Linked DNA regions of Mus musculus: region 1 is linked to region 2. Evidence: chromatin loops called from intact Hi-C (ENCODE). Cell type or tissue: heart. All regions are shown on one strand. Links, peaks and the distances in the headings refer to the core of each region. The heading gives the core; the rest is flanking DNA.

Region 1 (8,332 bases), core at 179-8,178, 380 kb before region 2:
CTCTAAGACCTCACAGGAAGTGGCTCTCTGGGAATTCGGTGAGTAGATAGATATGCCTGAGGTTGCTGAAGGTGGTGTAGCTACTCCGCTGCTGGTGGCTGAGCTGTTCCCACATCGCCTGGCTCGAGGGTCTGTGCCCTCCGCCTCCAGTCCATGGGATGGTGCTGCCTACATCAGGTTCTCCCTCCCCTCCCCGCCCCCGTTCAATTATTCCACTCCGCAACCTCCTTCTCTAAGGACCGAACACGCCAATGATCAAGGCTGAGCTTCACTGTGTTGCTAGGACCACCCAAACCTCCTTCAACAACAACTGGAGGTCCCCAGGGTCTTCCTCTATCAGCATGGCATGCTCCATCCATTGTGAATGGCCCAAGCCCAGCGTACCCCCTAACTCTGTTAGTATTTTGATTCCCATCCCGGGTGTAGAGAGCTTCCATATTAAGATATAATTAATGGAGCCAGGCAGTGGTGGTGCACACCTTTGATCCCAGCACTTGGGTGGCAGAGGCAGGTGGATTTCTGAGTTCGAGGCCAGCCTGGTCTACAGAGTGAGTTCCAGAGAAACTCTGTCTCAAAAAACAAAACAAACAAACAAAAACACAAAGAAACAAGCAAAAAAGATACAATTAGTGGGTGACTTAGAGCAACTCGGGTAGCCGCCCTGAGCTTGCATCCTCTCCCACGTGTGGCCATGTTAGAGAGTTGGAGGACTACACAGTAAACTGTTTGGTGGAAGGGGGGATTAATATTATTAACTGACCCCCCCCCCACAAGGTGGAGTTACACAAGAGTGGCTTTGACAAATGGGAGATATCAAGGCGTCCAACTGGAGACTGGGATAACCCTGGGCCAGATCCCTATAATAGAGCCCACCAATGATGATGGTGATGATGGTGGTGGTGGTGGTGATGATGAAATTATTGTGACATCATCATCATGACAATAATGCTGGAAAAATGCCCAAAGTTGACCCCCGACCTCCACATGCTTGTACACATGGAACTTGGTTGTCTTTAGAGGACAGAAATATTTCATTAGACAAGCCCAGGGTTCTTTGAGGATCCCAGTTATGCAGAGTGGGATTTCACCTAAGTACAGGCCTTGGGCTTGGAAGTACACCCTGTCCCAGAGGCCTATCTGTGTTGGGTAGGAGAGACAGTTTGGAGGTACCTAGCAGGTCGGAGGCAGGCCCTTTTCGACCCCCAGCTTGGAGGACAAAACAGGAAACAGGATTCAGGAAGTCATGGGGAAGATGCCCAGCGCATCACACTTTGTTCTCTTTGCCTCACAGCTCCTCGGGTATCTGGTCAGCCCCTGCTTGACCTCTGTGGCTTGCTGTGGCCATGTTATGAGGTCTACAGGCTTAGTCCTAAAAGAATCCCATTGGGCGAGGTTATTAAACCCACCTTGTCCGTGAGGAAACTGGAGTTGGGAGGGGCGGGTGACAGAGTCGCAGCGCTGGTAACAAATAGATGCAGAGCTTTAGAAAACCCTGGAGGAGAAAAGAAGGAGAGATCTGAGCATGTCGGTGGAGCTGGGGAACGGAAGGCTGAGGAGACAAGACCCAGGGAGAACACCTCTGCAGGGTTTGTGTGGATGCTCAGATAACCAGGCTCTTCAAGGGAGAGCGTGGGACACCAGGGGTTGGAAAGGAAAGGGAACTGGGGAGTTGGGAGCTGGGGAGATAATAGCTCAGTCCATGTGGTGCTAGACACACAGGAGGACCTGCTCTCCAGCCCCAGAACCCATGAAGGAATTCCAGCATGGTGTCATGTGCTCATCAATCCCAAGGCTGGGGAGGCGGAGGCAAGAGGTTCCCTGGGATATGCTGGCCGGACAGCCTAGCCTAGTCAGGGCGTCCCAGATCTCCAGAATAGATCCCACCAATAAAGATGATGAAATCGATGAAATCATCATCATCGTCGTCATCATCATCATCATCAGGCTGGAAAATTCCTGAGGAACAACACCCAAAGTTGATTCCTGACTTCCACATGCTTGTAGATGAGGTCATACCCACGTGAACACACACACACACACACTCACACACTCTCACACACACTCACTCACTCACACACACTTTGATAAAAACTGTCTCTAAAAGAAATGAGGTACCGTGGAATTTGACCACAGGTCCCTCTCTCTACCTTCCTGCTGGATCAAGGGACCTCAGATGACAGCTTTCACTGTCCCCATGTTCTCAGACTTAGTAAACTTCCATTCCTCCCATCACCGGCTTAGGGCTTTACCCCCCTCCACGGTCAGCTGGCTTTTAATAACATTAAATTCTCACCACCGACGACGTGATCCCTCAAGAACCCACCTATGAGGGAAATAAACTCAAAGACTCTACCCTGGGCCAGTTCTAATGAGATAAAGCCAGTTGCTCTGGGACCCAAGTTTTAAGCCAGCTTTTACCAGGAAAGAGAAAGCAGTTAGTGAAGGGCCCCAGAGGCGTCTTGGGTATTTAGCACTCGGTGGGGGGCCGACATTCAGATGCAAATGAGAGCCAAAAGGAGAACTTAACTTCTCCCTACCTCGGGAATCCAGTTTACTGGAACGAGTCTAGCTCTGTCTCCAGGCTTCCGTTTCTCCATGTACGAGATCATCCTTCTGGGTCACTAGGAAGGTCTTTTGGGCTCTGATACATATCAAATATCTACAACTGTCAGGATGCCAGCTTGCGGGGCCAGTGACAGGGCAAGGCATCCTCGCACCACTCAGTGTGACTCCAGGATACGAATCTGGCATTCTTTTCCCTACAAGGAAGTAGGTTTGGGAGGAGGTCAGACCATCAGTTCCCTTCTGCTGGTTGGAGAACCAGAACGTAAATTCAGCTCTGCTGGCCGGGGGTGGGGGTGGGGGTGTGTGGGGGGGTGGGGGGTGGGGGGGTGGGGAGTGTGGGGGGGTGTGAGGCAAGCTATACTTATACCGGGCTAGCACACGAACAGTTAAAATACATCCCCCTCACAGTGGGAGGGGAGGGGCTGTAGGAGGGAGGCCCCCAGCCAGGCATTGTCTTCTTGCTTTCAAAGCTTGGCTTGGCGGTTATCCAAGTCCTACAGAAGCACCTTTGTTGATCTTCAAAGTTCCGGTCTGGCAAGGTGGCTTTGGGAGGGCTTTGGGCTTCTGATAATAGGAAATAGGAAACACAAATACACACATGCACACACATACACATACAAGCATACACACATACACACACAGATACACACAGATACACACACAAATACACACATACACACATAGGCACACACATGTACACACACATGCACACACATACAAGCATACACATGCACACACATACAGACACACACACACATACACACACATACACTTGTACCATACACATGCTTGCATTCAAAGGAACATTTTCTTTTCAATGAACACGGTAGCTTTAGCTATATGAAAAACAATCAGTGGTAAGACCTTCTGTTTTGCTCTCCCAGGCTCCCTGCAGAAGTGGATCCAGCCACTGTATTTGCCTCGCTTTCTCCAGAGGGCCTGCTCATCATCGAGGCTCCCCAGGTCCCTCCGTACTCACCCTTTGGAGAGAGCAGCTTCAACAACGAGCTTCCTCAAGACAACCAGGAAGTCACCTGTTCCTAAGACGTCAGCCTTGGTCCTTCTTCGCTCCCATCCCCAGCCCCAGGGACTCTCTGATTTGAGGGTACACTACTTTAGCAGCACTCAGATTTAAGGCAACTCAGATGTTGGGGGATGGGAGGGAGAACCGAACGACCGTCCCTGGATGATGTAGTAATAGATTTCTCCACAGGGTGACGCAATGGGTCAGCCTTGCTTGGTTGCGTTAGGTCAAAGGATTGGGAGGTTTTTCTTCATCTTATCTGGGTGAAGACGTCTCGCAGTCTACAGTTGCAAAACAAGCAAATGGGGACTGAAGATTTCATGTTAAATTTTTACCTTGCAGTTAATGCAAGAGTTGCTTTTCTCTGGGGACCTTCCCATCACCCAGATCCCTGCTCTGGACCCTCCTTCTACGTGGCTTGGTTGATGGGACTCATTGGCTCACCTCAGTGTGTTTCTAAACTCTTTGTCTAGAAGAGGTTATGGGCAGGTCTTATATCCCCATATGGGATTTATCCTTCACCACACAACACAGTGCCTTTTTTTTGCAGCATGACCCCATGGCTCTCAAACCATCACCACCAAGAACTCTGGGAGCCCCTCAGTTAATTCTCTGGCTAAGGTCCCCCTTTATTGTGTCCCCTGTGTCCAAGTCACATTTTTACAGAGAGCTGTCTTGGAGCAGCTCCGCAAGGAACCAAGCAAAGGCCAGACAGCCTGCACGCAGGCTAGTGGCATTGTGTGTGTGTTTGAGGGGTGGGGAGGATGTGTGTGTCTTTGTTGTGTGAATTGTGCTGTTGTTTAGAGGGAAAATAACGGTGAATAATAATGATGATAATAAAGGAGCTGATGTTCTTAGCATGTTGTGCTTCATTTAGCGAGAAACTAAATGTTCTACCACTAAGGTATACACCATCAAGATGCTACGACTTCAAGTAATGAAACCTGCGTGAGTAGTGGGCTAGGCGGTATAAATGCTTTCAGCCAACTCCACCAGACATTTAAATGTGCCTGCAGAGTTGTTTTTTGCAGCTCTGACTCCAGTATTTGGTCTATGCCTTTTGTGGTGACTCTACACAGTCATAGTCTGTCCTCGTGGTTGAAATACTGATGCAAGAATCTCATCCTCCCATGACAATGTAGGGAGGAGAAGTCCGGGGGTAAAAGGTGAAAGATTTCTTTGTGTGCTTTCTCATTTCCCAGAAGTCCAGTAAACGTCTTCTTTGATGTCCTTGGACTAAAACAGGGCACGTGTCTGTTCAGAGTCCAATTCCTGGCAGCCCGAGAGAACAGGATGATGTCATAGCTACTTTTCTGGTTGCCGTGAAAAAATATCTTGACAAAAGCAACTTAAGGAAGGAAAGATTTTCTCTGGCTCACAGTGGAAGGGTACCAGCCAGGTATCTCCTCCTCCCCCAATTAGGCTTTGGCTAGTGTTGTATTGCAGCAGCAGAAATCAAGCTGGGACAGTGACCCTGAATCCTTACTAGTTGTTAAGACGCTCCAGCTAACTGATTTTATATATCCAATCACACGAGGCTCCTAGGAGCTAGGGCCAAGTCTTAGCTCCCCCTCTACAGATGGGGAAACTGAGGCCCAGAAAGATGAAATGCACCATCCAAATCACACACCGGGTAGGTAAGCCATGCTTCCAGGCAGCCTAGGGTGTTCACTCAGCCCCTCTCCATTCTCCCAGCAAAGCAAAAGCTGAGTTTTCATTGTCAAAGTCAGTCCCATGCTGGGAAAGGAGAGGAGAGATTTCAAATCAGGCTTTGACTAGACAAGAGTCAGGCAAGTCAGGGTTGAGGAATCAGGCACAATTCTAAGAGCTGAACAAACAGTGGGGGGGTGGAGGTGGGGCTATGTGGGGTGTGTGAGGTGCCTGAAGCACAAGAAAACACACCAGCCGAGGAGAAAGACGTGCTGTTCCTGTTCTGAAAGTCCATTGTTTATAGGACCAACTCCAGAAGACTCACAAGCCTGCCAGATGCCGCTCTCTCCCCCTCCCTTCCTCCCTCCCTCCCTCCCTGCCTCCCTCCCTCCCTCTCTCTCTCTCTTTCTCATTTACCTATGTATCTATCATCTATCATCTAACTATCATCTATCTATCTATATATGTATGTGTCTATCTATTATCTATCATCTATGTATCTATCATCTATCATTTACCTATTGTCTATCTATCTATCTATCATCTATTATCTATCTATCATCTATTATCTATCTATCAATCATCTATCATCTATTTATCCATCCACGTATTATCTATGTATCTATCATCTACCTATTGTCTATCATCTATCTATATATGTATCTATGTATCTATCTATTATCTAATATATCATCTATCTATCCATCTCTGTCTTTCTCTTCTCTCTCTCTCTCTCTCTCTCTCTCTCTCTCTCTCACACACACACACACACACACACACACACACCTTTCTCCCCCACGTCACAAATCTCCATTCTCCTGCTTCACCTACCTCCTCTCCATTCTTCACAGACTGGCCCTTAAAGCCATCAGGATGTTGGTTACAGCTCTGTGTCATCCAAGAATGACTTTCCTACCCTGTTGTCCAATTAATTCTCTAGGATCTCAGCTGAGCCTCTCATATGCCATCCAGAGCCTTAGTCACTTCCTCCAATCCCAACATAGTACAACCCATTCTGCCAGGGTGGGTGCTCACAAGGCAAAACAAATAATGATGACATCAAGCAAAACCCAAATGATCCTAGCCGGCCCAGTTTCAAGGAAGAGAGTGGGAAATAGTCCCAATTAGAGAGGAGTTACTGCTCGTTTGATATTTGCTCAGCAAATATTCTCTAAACATCTAATGTGCCCCCAAACACAACTAGGTATTAATACTACTTAATAATTAAGTGTTTAAACTGTCTTAAGACAAGGAGAAAAGCAAAGCAAAGGTGGTATTTCCAGGTCCAACAACTCAGTGTCAACCTGCTGGAATGGAGGTTGATCCCCATGAGGCCCAGTGCACAAAAGGCCACAGTGATCTTCCAGGAGGACTGGAGGGAGCACCATAGTAAGTGAAGATGATGAATAGCTGGACATTAATGTAAGGTGACCAGGGAGGAATGCTAGGTACAGAGAACACCTAGCACAGGGCACACCTGGGCACAGGCACACCTGGGCATAGGGCATACCTGGGCACAGGCACACCTGGGCACAGGCACACCTGGGCACAGGCACACCTGGACACAGGCACACCTGAACACAGGGCACACCTGGACACAGGCACACCTGAACACAGGGCACACCTGGGCACAGGCACACTTGGACATATGGCACACCTGGGCACAGTCACACCTGAACACAGGGCATACCTGGGCACAGGCTACACCTGGAAACTAAAAATATAGTACTTGATATTGTATGTAAAATTCTTTGCGTTGTGATATAAAACTCACATGTCAGTCCCACCTGTGGGGAGGATTTTTGAATGCACAGGTGCTTCACATGGCTAAGCTTTGGGCAAGGTTGGGATAGGGTTTGAGGGTAACCCAGAACAAAGGAAATAGGAGAATTCCTTTCAAGAAGGGACTGTGAGTGTGAAGGGCCATGAGAAAGGACTTCCTGAGTCAGAAGACGATTCTATGGAGGGCACTTGACAGGAAGTCTACACCACTCATGTTCAAATATCTTGGGAGAGTTTGGATTTCCCAGATTTCTGCTATCCCACCTACTAGTCTGAGGTCTCAGGATGGACAGACAGACAGACAGACAGACAGACCCGTGTCTTGATGCCTCGATACTGAATCTAACTTTTAACCCACTGCCTGCTGTGTACAAGTGGTTCATGCTTGCTAAATACGCAGACCAACAGACTGAACAAACAAAATCCAAAATCCAATCTACTGCCTTCAAAATCCTGTGTGCCCTGACCCTTGTCATTGCCTCCTTCCTCTCCCAAGTCCCCTCTGATGTCACTTCTTCTCCTGAGTCCCTTCTGATGTCACTTTCTCTCCCAAGTCCCCTCTGATGTCACTTCCTCTCCTGAGTCCTCTCTGATATCACTTCCTCTCCCATGTCTGTGCCCTCTGATGTCACTTCCTCTCTCCCCTCACACACACAATGAGCTCATTCTCACCCCAGGACCTTGGTACTTGCTATTCTGTTGGCTGTGAACACTCTGCCTCCAGCTCTTTGCCTCTCTGTCTCTTCCCTGCAACCGCCTAAGACCTCCCGCAGTATCTAGCGGTGGATCTGCACTGCTTGCTCAAGTCCTGCAGAGACTTGGGGCCTCACAACAGGCTTAGCCAAGTAAGCCCATCACTATGTTACTCCCTACAAAGCAAGCCCCACAATCGTGCTGCATTGGTGGCAAAACCACATGTGTATTAAATCATCCAGGCCCTCAGCATCTTTATATATAAAATAAAATCCAGTCCCAAATGGTACATTTTTGCTTTTCTGTGTTGTCCAAAATGTTAGGTACAATGTTTGGTATGTTGGAGACAATAAATACTTACTGGACAGATGGATGGGAAGGATGGGGAATGGAGGAAGGGGTAGATGGGTGGAAGGTGGGATAGATTAAGAGGATGAATGGATGGACGGATGGATGGGTGGATGGATGGATGATGGATGGATGAATAGATGTATGGGTGGGTGGATGGATGGATGATGGATGGGTGGGTGGGATAAAGAAGGAGAAAATTGGTGGGTGTTAAAAGAGAGATAGATGGAGAAATGAATATAAAAGAGTGGAATGGATAAAAGGATGGGT
Region 2 (8,332 bases), core at 79-8,078:
GCTGAAGCTGCAAACTCCAACACACTGCCTCATTCTGCTTTGTACCAGACAGTGCTGGCAGAGCTTTATTCTACCTGAGATCCCCTATGTGGCTGGTTACCTCTGCTTAGCTCACATGCTTCTGACCTTCTCTGTGTTCCCAGGAGAATCCATAGTGCCTCTACTTATTTCCCAGAATCCTCTCTTTCAGCCAGGGTCCCATCTCCTATTTCCTGCCTCAGCTCATTGGCCATAGGTTTTGTTTTGTTTTGTTTTTTTTATTGACAGATATTGCTTATACGAGGTTCTCTCTACAATCTTCACAATATTCTGATGATTAAAATGTCTCTTTAAAAATACAGAGTGAGGTGCTGGAGAGATGGTTCAGCAGTTAAGAGCACTGACTTGGGGCTGGAGAGATGGCTCTGTGGTTAAGAACACTGACTGCTCTTCTAGAGGTCCTGAGTTCAATTCCCAGCAACCACATGGTGGCTCACAACCATCTGTCATGGGATCTGATGCCCTCTTCTGGTGTGTCTGAAAGCAGCAATGGTGTACTCATAAATAAAATAAATTAAAAAAAATAATTTAGCCGGGCGTGGTGGCACACGCCTTTAATCCCAGCACTCAGGAGGCAGAGGCAGGTGGATTTCTGAGTTCAAGGCCAGTCTGGTCTACAAAGTGAGCTCCAGGACAGCCAGGGCTAAACAGAAAAACCCTGTCTCGACAAAAAAAAAAAAAAAAAAAAAAAAAAAAAAGAATTTAGAGTGATTCCCTGAAATTTATTTATGGGTAGCATTGTTTTTTGGCAGGTGATGAGCTACTTCTAATTCTAGGAGAAAAGGGAGAAAAGATATTATTTATCAATTGTTACATTGTTCTCTCTTTCTCTCAGTTTGTGTCTGGGGATTGAACTCGGGTCATCAGGATACAAGCATCTATACCACTGAGCCATCTCTCCAGCCAGCACCTTTGATTCTGTGTTGATTGTTCCTGTTGGAAAGAGGCTAGAGTCAGCCCATGAGGTATACAAACCAGACAGCACAGTCTTGAGAAGAGGGTTCAGCCAAGATCTCAGTGCTCACTTGCCTTCTGTAGCGGGCATCCCCGCAAGCAGAGCTCACTTGTGCAATCCCGGGAACTGGGCTGTCTTGTTGGCTGGAAAACACAAGATCTTCCGGCTATGCACGTGGGTGTCTGGGTATCACCGGATGGTGCTTTCACTGTTATCTGAGTAAGAGCAGAAGTCTGGAGGCTGTCCGGGCACATCAAAGCATGTGCAGAGCTCAGATAAAGGCCTTCTGGTTGCGCCCTCCTCATTGCCTGCGGGAGAACGTGGGGACCATGCTCATCCCGGAACGTTCAACGGGTTCAGATTTCATGGAGTAAACTCAACCTTGTTGGTCGTTGGTTCCAGAAAATTCTCCTTGGCCCTCACTCAGCCCTTCTCCTAGCTCAGAGAGAATTCCTTCCGAACTGCGCCTTTACCTTCCTGTGGTCCACCCCTCCTCTGTAAAGATTCCTTTACACTTGGAGCATCTCTTATTTTTGCTCACAGCCTCACTGGCAAATAAATAAAGAGAAGTATATAAACACACAAGCTAAGAAGCAAAACTCTCTCTTCTGTTTATTCCTTTTTCGTTCTCACAATCTATGGGGTTTGCTATGCATCCTTCCAGAACTTTCCATCTTCAAAAAGGACGGTGCTGATTAAAAAAAAAAAAAAAGCCACACCCATTGAGTTGCATTCTAGAGTCAAGCGGTAACCACACTACTCTCGCACTGTTATAAAGTGAGTCACAAAGCAGGCCTCTAAGATAGCTATTTAGGGGCCATTTCCCAATAGACCCCATGATGGAACTTCTTAAATGGTAAATTTGGAATCTGAACTCAGTCGGGCTGACTGCAGAGCCAGGCTGAGGCTTGGCTTTAGAATGTGGAATGTTAGAACGTCTCTTCATGCTCACTCACACAATGCTGGCGATAAAATATTTTAAAACATGCGTCTTAGCATTAGTATAGTGGTTAGAATCAATGCTTCAGGAAAGCATGCTCGTATATCATTTTCATGTGTGAATTTTTATTGAAATCCACTAGAAATTGTCCATAAATTTTTAAGTTTCCTTGTAGATAGATACTGTTAAAGTCCCTCTAGAAGACCACATGTCAGACATCGGGGTCCCTGGTTCCCTTAACAAAAATGTGTCACATTGCAGATAATTTAAAATATAGATGTTCACTGGGCAGGGTGGTACACACCATTAATCCCAACACTTGAGTGGGAGGAAGAGGAAGGTGGATCTCTATGAATTCAAGGCTAGCTTGGTCTACAAAGTAAGTTCCAGGACAGCCAGAGCTGTTACACACAGAAACCATGTCTCAAAAAACACACACAAAAACAGAATAACAAAAAAACCAAAACATATGTATGGGTAAATGTAAGACATGACCTAGAAAATCCAATGCAAAGCAAACAAACAAACCCCACAAGACAATGTTGTTGTTGTTTCTTTAAAGGCTGACTGTGAAGCTGAGATCGTTTTATTACAGCAGTCTGTACCTCTGCTGAAACACTAAGCCCTGATACATTTTACACATAATGTGGCCAATGTAGCCCCAAGGCTCTTGCAAAAAGACTTATCAATAGGCACTCAACTTGAAACAAACAACAGAACCCAACTGAGAACGTCAATTTCCCAGAAATCTTAGGTCTTTAAGTTTTCTCAAACACCTGGAAGATGGTCAGCATCCTCCATCCTTAGTCTACAGACAGAAATTACGATTTGGCCACTCTGGAGAGGCCTTCCTTTTGAAGGAGCCCTAGGTTGTCCTAATACATTCAATTGTGAGAGCCAGTGCATCTACGGGAGAGACTTAAACGTGAGGTTCTTTTGTTTTGTTTTGTTTTTTGTTTGGTTTTGGTTTTTTCGAGACAGGGTTTCTCTGTATAGCCCTGGCTGTCCTGGAACTCACTCTGTAGAACACGCTGGCCTCGAACTCAGAAATCCTCTGCCTCTGCCTCCCAAGTGCTGGGATTAAAGGCGTGCGCCACCAATGCCCGGCGCTTTCTCTTTTTTTCCCTTTTCTTCTTCTTGTTTGTTTTGTTTTGTTTTTACGATTATGTGTATGAATGCTCTGCCCTCCCGTATATGTGTGCACCGCCTTGGGCGCCGGGATCCCCTGGAACTTAAACTGCAAACAGTTGTGAGCCACCATGGAAGCGCCAGGACCCGAACCCGGGTACTCTGCAAGAGCAAGCGCTTGCTCCAAGCCGCCGTGGGTTTCGCGTTTCGTAATTCGAGTTACTGGAGAGTAACCAACTTGGAGTGAGGTGGTCGGCGCCATCCATGGCATTCTGGCATTCTCGCTCGCTCGCGCCTCCCGCTGGCCGCTACGAAGCTCGATCTGGTGGCAGCCCCGAACCACCCGCGACCGCTTCGCGCTGAGCAGCAGGGAAGAGGCGGAAACGGAACTGATGTCACCCTAACTCCGAGAGCGCTCCATCCCCAGTGACCACCCTTCCTTCCTTCCTTCGCTGGGCCCGGCCGGAAGCGGAAGTGGCTAAGGGGTGGAGGGGAGTTGCGGGAGGAGTGTCAGGTTACGCTCCGGCTCTGTTCGGAGTTCCAGTCGCGGTCGCCCGAGCCAGGTAAAGCGGAGCTCGGCGGGCGAGCGAGCGCGCGATCCGAGAGGGCGTGACTCGCGATCCCCGGGGGTCCGACCCGGCCTTTCCGGCTTCCTTGTGTCCCTGCAGATTCCCAGCCATGGGCAACACGAGCAGCGAGCGCGCCGCGCTGGAGCGGCAGGCGGGCCACAAGACGCCGCGGAGGGACAGCTCCGGGGGCGCCAAGGATGGGGACAGGCCCAAGATCCTCATGGACAGCCCTGAAGACGCCGACATCTTCCACTCCGAAGAGATCAAGGTGCTGAGTGGAGGGGCGTCGGAGCCCTCTTGACTCACGGGGAGGGTCCCCCTTTGCTGTAGTTCCCGCCACATTCCCAGCGTCACACCTTGGGGGGGGGCGGGGGAGGTGGCTCTGTCATAGCCCTCTTTGCCGTTCTGGGACTTGTGCCTAATTACCGATGGGAGGAGAGTCACCCTGGGCTTGGTTGAACATCATTAAGGAGAAAGCAGCTCAGGGACCGCGTTTGAGATCCTTAATTAATTAAGAGTCGAGCTAAACTGTAATTGAGCACCCGTGTCGACTTTTCTCTTCGGTGTAATTGATTGCGCGGCTTGGAGACACTTCAGGCCGACCGGCTTTTGCAAAAGTTGGGTTGGGAGTTCTAGTGTTCTTTTTGGCGGTAAAACGGGAGCACATACGTTAAGCTGGAAATGAAGTTGACTAGCTGACTGCCAGAGGTGTTTGGTTCTGACAGTTTCAGTCCACCCTGCTCACTTTATTTTAGATCCGGCAATTCCACTGGAGGAGGTCAGTGACCGAGAGTCACTCTGAACGCCAGCCAGCAGCTAATTACCCCCACTTCTCTCCCACGTTACTGAAATAATGCCTTGGACTTTAAGCAGACCAGAGCAAACAGATTTTTGCAGGCCAAGCTGAAAGTTCCTGCCTGAGCCACATTCTCTTAAAACCACAGTGAGGTGGCCAGTGCTTCCGGCTACAGGGCCCCAGTCCAAGGGCATTTGGTGATTCTAGGAGGAAAGAAGCTAATTGCTCAGAATAAACTACATTCAGGAACGTTGGCGCTCACCAGCCTGGTCTCTGTTACTTGCCGGGTTGCCAACTAATCCCCATTACTTAAACAGGCTAATTGCCTGGCCAGCTCACTCCGCTTTCACTCCCCCACCCCCACCCCCTAACTGGGCTACATAACCCACATTACTATTCTCCAGATCTTAATTTTGGGTCTGACTTTAAAAGAGCCTGCTTTTGCCAGGGAGTGGTGGCACAGCACTTTGATCCCAGCACTTGGGAGGCAGAGGCAGGCAGATGTCTGAGTTCGAGGCCAACCTGGTCAACAGAGTGAGTTCCAGGACAGCCAGGGCTACACAGAACACTTGTCTTGTGGCAGGAGCTTGTTTTCTGAGCTTGTTGCATTAGGGGAAAGGTGTGTACCTCGATCTTTAGCGTGTTTCCCGGTTGAGATTGTCCCCACCCCTAGAAGACATTTTTGCCCAAGGCTATTTAAGAGGAAGTAAAAGGTATTTGTGTTGTAGCCTGTGTATATTGGCAGTGCCCTCTGCTCTCTTTGCAGTGAACTGAGTAAACTTACTTTTTAAAAAGAAATGGGCGATGTGGTGCTGTTCTCTTCAGGGTCAGGGAGGAAGGACTTAGCTGACGTCCTTTCTCTTTTCATCTGTAGTGGCTGATGGATCGAGTCAGGGGTTCTTCCTGTTACCCCAGTTCAGCACTGGAGCTACAGTTACTTGTCCTCTAAAGCGGTGGCTCTCAACCCGTGGGCCGCCACCCTCTTGGAAGCCAACAGACCCTTCACAGGGGTCGGCACCCCAGACCCTGCATGTCGGATATTTGTATTATTACGATTCGGAACCGTAGCAAAGTTACAGATACGAAGTTGCAACCAAATCGTCTTATGGTTGGGGGTCACCACAACATAGGGGACCGTATTAAAGGGGCGCAGCGTTAGGAAGGGTGAGAGCCCCACAGCTCTCAAGCAAACCCTGCTAGTTATCCAATCTGTACGGTTCAGATCCAGGGACTTGCTGGTATCTCTCAGATAACAGCAGATCAGTATCTGGAGTGGAAGTCACAGAAGCCTCCAGGGCTCCTTCAGGGCTTTCTCCACCCTAGAAGTCCGGTGTTTGGCTTCGATTCTGACTGAAGAAGAGAAATGATGCTTATCTAACTGTGTCTCACCCCAGGGTGGGGTGTGTTCCTTTGTCTCTAGCTGGAGTAAGTTCCTCTGATATACCTCAGTGGATATTACCATTTGCCATTTGTATCTAGTTCTCTGTACCCCAGCCCTTCCCTTCCCATCTGATTGTGTCCATTTTAACAGCTCCGAGACCATCCCTAGTAAATTCTTACATACTCTCAAGTCTTGCTTAATGAGGGAAGTGGAGCATATTGAACCCACCCTGGACTCATGGCTGTCTTCTCCCGAGTAGGCCTTGCAGCTTCCTCCAGAGTTTGTGAAGTCTGGTTGCAGTAATAGTAGCTGCTGGTTAAGCACTGCATGTGTCAGACTGTCTCAGTCGTCACGATATGACAGAAGCTGTTGTCCTTATTATCTCCATTGGCAGGTGGGGGAACAGACGCAGTCATGTGCCGCAGACACAAGCAGAGCTGCCTGATTAGACTCTGCTGTCCTCTTAGGTTAACAGTCTCGGGTGGGGAGCTCGCTGCCAGCTGCCTGACCCCAAGTAAACGCCTCTGCTTCTTAGGCTCCAGAGAAAGAGGAATTCCTGGCCTGGCAGCACGACCTGGAAGCGAATGATAAAGCCCCCGCCCAGGCCCGGCCCACCGTGTTTCGATGGACAGGGGGTGGAAAGGAAGTCTACTTGTCTGGGTCCTTCAACAACTGGAGCAAGCTTCCCCTCACGAGAAGGTAAGGATCTCGGCGGACGATATTTCTGTGCTATGCTCTGACATTTAGATATACATTTCTTCTGAGAAAGTTGTTCCCGGTGCATTGGAGAGAACGCTGGGCTGGGACCCTTAGGGGTGTGGATCCCAGCCCATTACTGCATGGAACGGTCACTTCTGTATCGGACTCCTGGACCAGGTGACCTGGATCCCTTCTAACTGAGTCCTGTGTGTTATTTTTTGGAAGGTTGGAAGTTCCATGCTCTGAAGACATCATTAGCAAGGGTTCAGTGAGACGATTTATCAAAACCCTGATGTGGCTGGGCAGTGGTGGCGCACGCCTTTAATCCCAGCACTCGGGAGGCAGAGGCAGGCGGATTTCTGAGTTCGAGGCCAGCCTGGTCTACAAAGTGAGTTCCAGGACAGCCAGGGCTACACAGAGAAACCCTGTCTCGAAAAAAACAAAAACAAAAAACAAAAAAAACAAAGCAAAACAAAAAAACCCTAGTGTGGACTCCTGTCATCGCGCCTTTACCAGTGACTACTTCTGGTAAACAGAGGGAGAGCCCGTGCCCTGCTGGTCTGAGCCCAACTGTTGTCAGTGTCCCTGTGTTTCCAGGGCTGCTACAAGTCCACAGCAATCTCAGGAGTGGCGGGGTAGTTAGACAGGTCTGTGTGGAGAACGTCTATGTGCCCTGTTACGCTGGCTCAGTCCCTGTCATGGCACACTGACAAAAGGGATGGCTCGGCAGCCTATGTTTACCTCCGTGGCACCCAGCCCGCCTGCCCGCCCGGTGGTATTCTGCGTGGAGACTTGGAAGGTATGAACAGCCATTTGTTGACCTTCCAGTGTTAGGATTCTAGGTTCCTAGTGTCTGAGCAAAGTGAGTTTCCTGCTGCTCCATTAGTGGCCGTGACCAAGAATTAATTGTCTGAATTGGTTGCCATGTTTGCCATCCTGCAGCCAAACTCTTGGTTATACCTGGAGTCAGAGGGCAGCCCACCCAGCTGAAATTCTACTTCCTTTCTTCCTGCAGCCAGAATAACTTTGTAGCCATCCTGGACCTGCCTGAAGGAGAGCATCAGTACAAGTTCTTCGTGGATGGACAGTGGACCCATGATCCTTCTGAGGTACTTTGCCTGCAGCCCTTGGCCCTCTAGTACCTACCTGCACAACCAGCACCCATCACCTCCCTTGTGGCGTGCTATCAGGACCCTCTTCCCTGCGTGTGGCTCTGAGTTAGATAGCGCCAGTTACCAGCTCATTGGTATAATTAACCAAGAGTCGCTAACCAGGCAGTGAGGCCTTCCAGCCAGGAATTCTAGTCCTCTGAAGAATCCACAGACCTTCCACGTTATGATTTCTGCCTATCTGTCTCTTCCCAGCCAATAGTAACCAGCCAGCTTGGCACAGTTAACAACATCATTCAAGTGAAGAAAACTGACTTTGAAGTATTTGATGCTTTAATGGTGGATTCCCAAAAGTGCTCCGATGTGTCTGGTATGAACAGTTACTTTATCCCACGTGTGTGCAGGCTGGGGCTCTGTGGCCTGGACATACTCTGTTTCCCTCGCCTCTCACACTTGAGCAAAAGCTGCCCAGCCAGGTGGACAGTTGTAGCTCTCCGGACCACAGCAGTTCCTTCCTAATTCCAGTGGCCCTGGCTGTTGGAGTTTAACCCCCAAAGAAACCATAAGTCACTGCCCTTGCCTTATGGGATATTTTGCAGTTCCACTTGGCTTTAGAACAGAGCTACACTTGATGTTATGCCATAGGCAGGCCTGAAGAGACCCACGAGGACACGTTGGGTCAGTAGTGAACCACTGCCAGGGAAACTGCCAGCTCG

The links. Peaks named below come from ENCODE experiments on the same cell type or tissue, not always from the same donor. Only the 100,000 strongest peaks of a DNase experiment are listed, where the experiment ranks them.
Region 1: a loop joins it to region 2, with 2.3 times the contacts of the local background. A loop is called at or near these places in 3 of 42 quality-filtered maps.

The regions. Positions count from the first base shown.
Region 1 is chr5:116,404,608-116,412,939 of GRCm38, reverse strand. Hspb8 (heat shock protein 8) reads left to right here. Exons shown (of 3, transcript NM_030704.3): 3 at 3,450-4,449. The coding sequence ends at 3,609. Gm36841 (a long non-coding RNA gene) reads right to left here and starts at 6,260. Exons shown (of 6, transcript XR_878708.2): 1 at 6,071-6,260; 2 at 2,538-2,759; 3 at 1,407-1,492. In heart, for the core only: a CTCF peak has its summit at 3,761; no DNase peak of the experiment used is centred there; H3K4me3 peaks cover 616 bases; H3K27ac peaks cover 1,043 bases.
Region 2 is chr5:116,019,658-116,027,989 of GRCm38, reverse strand. Prkab1 (protein kinase, AMP-activated, beta 1 non-catalytic subunit) reads left to right here and starts at 3,562. Exons shown (of 7, transcript NM_031869.2): 1 at 3,562-3,899; 2 at 6,344-6,507; 3 at 7,523-7,616; 4 at 7,872-7,986. The coding sequence starts at 3,741. It overlaps Gm13842 (predicted gene 13842), which reads left to right. Exons shown (of 2, transcript NR_165276.1): 2 at 875-1,579. In heart, for the core only: a CTCF peak has its summit at 3,360 (motif pointing left); DNase peaks (open chromatin) are centred at 3,509 and 6,309; H3K4me3 peaks cover 2,627 bases; H3K27ac peaks cover 4,621 bases.